Linked DNA regions of Mus musculus: region 1 is linked to region 2. A link is a loop called in an ENCODE intact Hi-C map of the cell type or tissue named here. Cell type or tissue: heart. All regions are shown on one strand. Each heading gives the region's core, and the rest is flanking DNA. Links, peaks and the distances in the headings are about the cores only. Region 1 holds the start of Rmdn1 (regulator of microtubule dynamics 1). Region 2 holds the start of Ggh (gamma-glutamyl hydrolase).

The links. A loop is a pair of places that touch in the nucleus more often than their neighbours do. Peaks named below come from ENCODE experiments on the same cell type or tissue, not always from the same donor. Only the 100,000 strongest peaks of a DNase experiment are listed, where the experiment ranks them.
Region 1: it touches region 2 in a loop (4-fold over the local background); 5 of 42 quality-filtered maps call a loop at or near these places.

Annotation. Positions count from the first base shown.
Region 1 is chr4:19,573,290-19,576,200 of GRCm38, forward strand. It overlaps Rmdn1 (regulator of microtubule dynamics 1), which reads left to right and starts at 1,777. Exons shown (of 10, transcript NM_025476.6): 1 at 1,777-2,038. The coding sequence starts at 1,925. In heart, for the core only: a CTCF peak has its summit at 1,685 (motif pointing right); DNase peaks (open chromatin) are centred at 1,362 and 1,792; H3K4me3 peaks cover 1,496 bases; H3K27ac peaks cover 1,539 bases.
Region 2 is chr4:20,040,630-20,043,540 of GRCm38, forward strand. Ggh (gamma-glutamyl hydrolase) reads left to right here and starts at 1,423. Exons shown (of 9, transcript NM_010281.2): 1 at 1,423-1,653. The coding sequence starts at 1,545. 4930598A11Rik (a long non-coding RNA gene) reads right to left here and starts at 1,275. Exons shown (of 2, transcript XR_881147.2): 1 at 599-1,275. In heart, for the core only: no CTCF peak of the experiment used is centred there; a DNase peak (open chromatin) is centred at 1,502; H3K4me3 peaks cover 1,397 bases; H3K27ac peaks cover 874 bases.

The DNA of each region.
Region 1 (2,911 bases), core at 272-2,771, 470 kb before region 2:
TCATATCAAGAGCCTCAGTGTGCAAAGGTGTTGTAAGATATTTGATCATATTGTGAACCCCAAGATTGTGTTACTTCCTGAAAAAAAAAATCTGTTTCTAGTTGTGGTATGGCTCTACCTGTGACACATACCTTTAATCCCAAACAATGAAGGCAAATTTAGTTTGTAGAAGAAAGCACCCATGTTTGAAAGTAAGGTTTAATTGAGAGGTAGACAAAATGAGAAAGATTTGACAGAATAGAATTTGCCCAACTCTCACCAAAAGAGGGGGGCAAGGGAAAAGAGGCTACTTAAGAGAACAGCACAGAGACAAAAGGACAGAAGGCAGTTTTATCTTCTCATTGAAACAAGGCAAGCACTCTACCAACAGAACTTTATTCAGTCTCTAAAGTAATGATGCCTAACTATTGAAAACCAAGTAAGATTGCCAGACAAATTTAGGATACTGAGATAGATCTAAGTATTGAATAAGAACTAGAATGTGGGGGGTGGGGGAGTGAAGAAAGTGCCCTTGTCACTCCAGTACCAACTCCAGAAATTCCTGCCCTGCTTCAAAACAAAGCAAAGAGAGTGTGTCTTTTGGATTTGCCAAAGTTTAGTGCAAAGTTTGTGAACCCCAAGATTCTGTTACTTCCTGAAAAAAATATTTACAGGCACATTTCTCCATCATCACTGAAATGAACATGATGTATGTAATAGCAAAAGCAATGTCTCATGTCTCTACACCTGGGAAGCTTGCTCCAAACACATGTTCTATCCCTTTTCTCACGGGCATGAGCGATTTGATTCTGGAGAATTCAAACTCGTACTGAAGCACATCTTCCTCATTTATAACTTGCAGTTCCTATCTACACCTAACGATGAATAGCATAACGGTTAAAGGACATGAAGGGTCCCAGCACCACATAGCACCTTTAGTAAATGGGTATTTAAGTAATTTAAGACAACAAATAAAAGTTAAATTAAAATCTGATTTCTCTCTCTCTCTCTCGGATATAACCTGTCTTATTTTTTATGTGTCCCTACCCAGGAAAGAACTGGGGTATCTATCTGAATTCTTAAGATGCAGAGTCTAACAGTCTCACTCAGTAGTTCAGACTAGACTGGAATTCACTGAGTAGTTCAGGCTATCTTTAAATCAATACAACAGCGCTGAGATTAAAACAATCAACTTTTTTTTTTTCTTTTTTGAGACAGGGTGTCCGGGATTCCATGCTAGCACTCAGCACATTATATAGCTCAGGATGACCTTGAACTCCTGATTTATGTGACCACCTCTCGAACGCTGGCATTCATTATAGGCTACCACTCCAATCGAATGCAGTGCTGAGAACTGAGTCCAGGACTTCATGCAAGCTAGAGAAGCACTCTGAGCTCTGGCTATGGTAGGACTTCTTTTTCTGGTATTTCCTGACTAAGTCTCATGGGGCTTTGTTTCTTTCTCTTAGTTCCCACCACCTCCAGGCTCTGGATGTGTTTTTCCACCCTCCTCCTTATGTAAGATAATGTAATTCATTCAAGTACTTATTTTCAAAAAGTACCATAAGTGCCAGGATTCACTTTACTGTTGAAGACTTTAGGACGTTATAGAAAAACTACAAAACAAAACAAAACAAAACAAAACAACAACAACCACAACCACAACCACCACAAAAGCTACAATGGACAGTCGCTGACAGCCAGAGGAGGGCTCTCGTCCCTCGCCTGAGCCTGTTGTGCGCATGCGTGATGGTTCCCCTCCACCCATTTCTCCCACCCGGAGTTATTTCCGGTCTCTGGAAACCGAGGCCCGGAAGCTGCGGGCCGGCGTGAAGGAGGTGGTGCTGGCCGACCTCTGGAACTCCGTTCCGGAGCTGACTTTCGCCCCGCCCCGTTTTGTCAGGTCCTCCAGCGCGTCGTCAGTCCCGCTGGGAAGCTGTCAGTCATGGCGCTGTCCTCGCGACTGTGGCGTCGTCTCCCTCCACTCCGCGTCTGTCAGCAGACGAGGACCTGGGGCAGCCGTGGGCGCTGTGGCGCCTGGGGAGTCCGCGCTTGCGAGGTAACCCGCTGTCCTGGTCCTGCTCGCTCCATCAAGCAGGGCGTCGGGGGCGCCCCCATCGCCAGGTCTGGAGGTGCGGCACCCGGCCCGAGGGTCGTGGAGCTTCCGCTTTGCAAACCTCCGCTGAGACAGCTGGCCTCATGACTGAGGGGTGCGTCCTCTCTGCCCTTCCAGTCCCAAAATAGAACGGGAAGGTGAAAGAACTTTGACCGTTTTGAGAAAGTCGACCGTCTCTGGACTCAGGTTATTACCTCGGGCAGCTCTGCCCGGTGGCTCAATGCTGTAGTCCCAACTACTGGAGAGTCCAGAGAAGGAGGATCGCAAATTCAAGGTTGGCTTGGGATGTGTCGAGCCAGTTCAGGGCTAGTCTGGGCCATTTAGTAAGCGCTTGTCCCAAAATAAACAGGAGAAGGAAAAAAAAAAAAGAAAGAAAGAAAGAAAGAAAGAAAGAAAGAAAGAAAGAAAAAAGTAAGTTCTGTGTTAATAAGCCTTTGCCTCGCACCTGGGGGCAAAAATATTTGTGATGTAACTTTGAAATTGTCAATAAATGAGAAAATTTATTTTTCAGTAATTATCCTTCAGTTTCTTGTTTTTTATGCACGCCAAAGCTGTTCAGATTTTTAAAAATTGTCTCAGTTCTGCTGTTTTTATTAGACAGGCTATGACTGTATTCTTGAAAAGGGATGACATCGGTCCCTAAGATATATTTCTCATAACTATTTTGCTAATTTTAAACCCTAAAGTACGGCCTATAAATGCCTGTTATAAAGAAACAGTTACTATCCATGGCGTGTGTAGGTCAGGAATCTAGATATGGCTTACCTGGGTGTCTAACTTAAGATCTCTCCTGAGGTTTAGTCAGGCTTTGACTGT
Region 2 (2,911 bases), core at 328-2,827:
TTCCTAAAACAGTTAAAAATAATTGATAAGCTATCAGAACTATTAAAATTTAACATGGCCAAACCCATTCGTTTTTCATTAATACTTGATTTTTTAAATGTTTTATGATGTTCATAAAACTTGATATCTTATGAAAACATCTGACCATCAAAGTTATGAATGGATACACATATAATTTATATTTTCATACCAAAGTCTAGTATTTCCCCTTTCCCCTTTGTATCTTTTCTCTATCTGGATTTTATTTTTGTGAATAATAGCAGATAATTTTCCTCCTTTGTGGATAGATGCTGCTCCAGAGGCATGGATGCATATTTGCAATAGATCCTTATCAACTCAGGCTCAATCCTGCTTTGCATTTTCTCAATATCTTTCGACACTCCAGTCTACAATAGTCTTGCTAAACTAAACAATGTATTGCATTTCTTGATGAATGCCAGAACCTTGTCACTAGTTTTCCACAAGTCACATTGTATGTTTTTCCCCCTAAATTGTATACCTCTTACACAAATAACACCATTCAAAATACCGTTTCATCTTCAACAGATTTTCTATTTTAACCTGGAGTTTAGTTGAACCTTGATAGGAAGAAACTTACCTTGTGCTGCTGGCTATGAGTGCATGCATTTGAACATTCAAAATATATTAGTCAACCTGAGTTTTTAACTGCTTAGCTTTGCTCTTATCATTTTATAAGATACTAGTGGTTTTCTGGGGTTGCTGGTAACAGCGAAGTTAATCAAGCACTTTGTATCGAGTGTGGCCTGGTATTGTTTTTTGGGGGGCTAGGTGGCAAGAATCAGCCCCTTCCCTTGACAGGGTTCTAAAGGAAAGGGAGACACAAGTACTCTAAGTACTCTGTGCTTTTTACTTCCTCCAGACATCCTTGTGCCCAAATAAATATGTTATCAGTGGTTTTTCGGAAGTGAACCCCTGTCCTAACATCGAATGCTGTCAGGATATCAAAGCCAGAAAACCTATGCGTTTATGCAGCATAGTTCTCTGGTAACTTCTAGAACCTTGCGGGCCTTGCTGCTTGGTTACCGCACAGAGCCAGGTGGGACCCGAGCTCGCCATCAGGTCCCGGGGTGGTCGTATCCACTTGGTGTAGGTGACCTCGCCAGGCCACATAAGAGTTCACAGGGAGCATTCAGAGGTCTCCACAGCTGCCTTCGCGCGCGTGCCACTCGCTGGGCCGCGGGATGCGAGTTGCAGGTCGCGCGTTGGGCGATGGACAAGCTTGGAGCACGCTCCCAGAGCCTTCTGTCCCCGGCCCGCCCCCGGCCCGCCTCGGCCCGCCCCCGGCCCGCCTCGGCCCGCCCCCCGGCCCGCCCCCCGGCCCCGCCCCCGCCCGGCCCGCCCAGCTCCGCACCGCAAGCACCCGGACTGCACTTCCCAGAGGCCTGAGCGGCGCGGCCTTGCGCGCCCTCGAGCTTGGCACCGCCCAGGCCGCGAGACCGCGCCCCAACCTGGCCGCCGGGCGCGCGCCTGGCTGAAGAACCTTTTTAAGTGGGGGCGGAGGCCGGATTGCGATTGCGATCGCGATGGCGAACCTGGGCTACCTGCTGTGCTTGTTGGGTTTGCTACTATGCGGGCTTTCAAGTCCCGGGATGTCCAGACCCTACAACCATGGCTCCGAGAGGCCCATCATCGGTAAGGAGGCTTGGGGCAGGTGTTGCGGACCGGTAGTCTGCGAGGCGCTCTGTTTCTCAGCGGTGCAGACCCCGCGGCGCGCTTCTCATCAATGGGACCTTATGCTGATGTCCTTCTAGAGACCTCTGCATCTGGAGGATCGGGATCCCAATGAAGGCTCAGCTCTTCGCTACTACTTGGCACCCAAAGCAGCTAGAGGCGGTCCCGTAACTTTTAGGAACCACAGTTGAGGCAAACCCAGGATTTGAGGTTTCCGTGCGGGAAAAGAATTTTAAGGACAGTCAGTGTGAACCAAGCTAGGATGTATCAGAAGTAGGAAGAGAAGAGCTCAAGTTAAGAAGGAAGCAGAGGAGAAATCGTGCTGTGGGTTTCTCAGAGAAGACTCCACCTCGGCTGACCTAGTGCTCAATTTCGTAGTTCAAGAAGTTTCCAGAGGATCTCACTCTTTATTCCTGTTCTCGTAGTCCATAATGATAATTAAGATTATAGGACGGCTGCAGAGGTGCCTTGAATAAGATAAGAGCAAGGAGCTACTAGTGTTGCACAAGGGGTTAGTATGTGTCTTTTACTGTACATGAAGTTTCCAGTGAAATATCAGAGGAAATAACAGAGAAGGGAGAAAGACCTTAAAAATGTTAGTTTACTCTTGAGTGTTAACTGGTGAGAGGATTTAGTCAGATTTCAGGGTGATGGGTGCTTTTCCTGACCTGTGTTTCCACCATTTTCCCTGCCTTTCCAATCCCAGAAATTCTGCACACAGGTAAAACTTACGTTTCTTTGCTCCAGGACATACATGAAGATACAACACACACACACACACACACACACACACACACACATACACACACACATGAAATAGGTAAGAAACTAAAGTGTGTCCTGGACTTGGACTTTGCCATTTTTAGCATCAAGTATCAACATCGACTTTGAGGATTTGAATATTCATTTTATCTCAGCCAAATCGTGACATTGTTTCTGTCTGGCATATTTATGTTTCAATCAGGGTAAAACTGGTTTGCATTCATGTCAGACATTTGATAGCATCCAAGGAGAAATCAGCCTGTAGTTAAAGTTGACAAAAGAAATTTATAGGTAGACAAATGTAGGAATTTGACATTTATCTTATTTTTTTCTTCCTTGAAGTTGAACACTAAAGAGAAACTAGAAACTTGTTTTATGTATTCAGGAGTGGTCCGGTTTTCAAGTGGGTGGCTTACTAATATTTGGAACCCTTCCTTCAAAGCTATTTCCATAGATG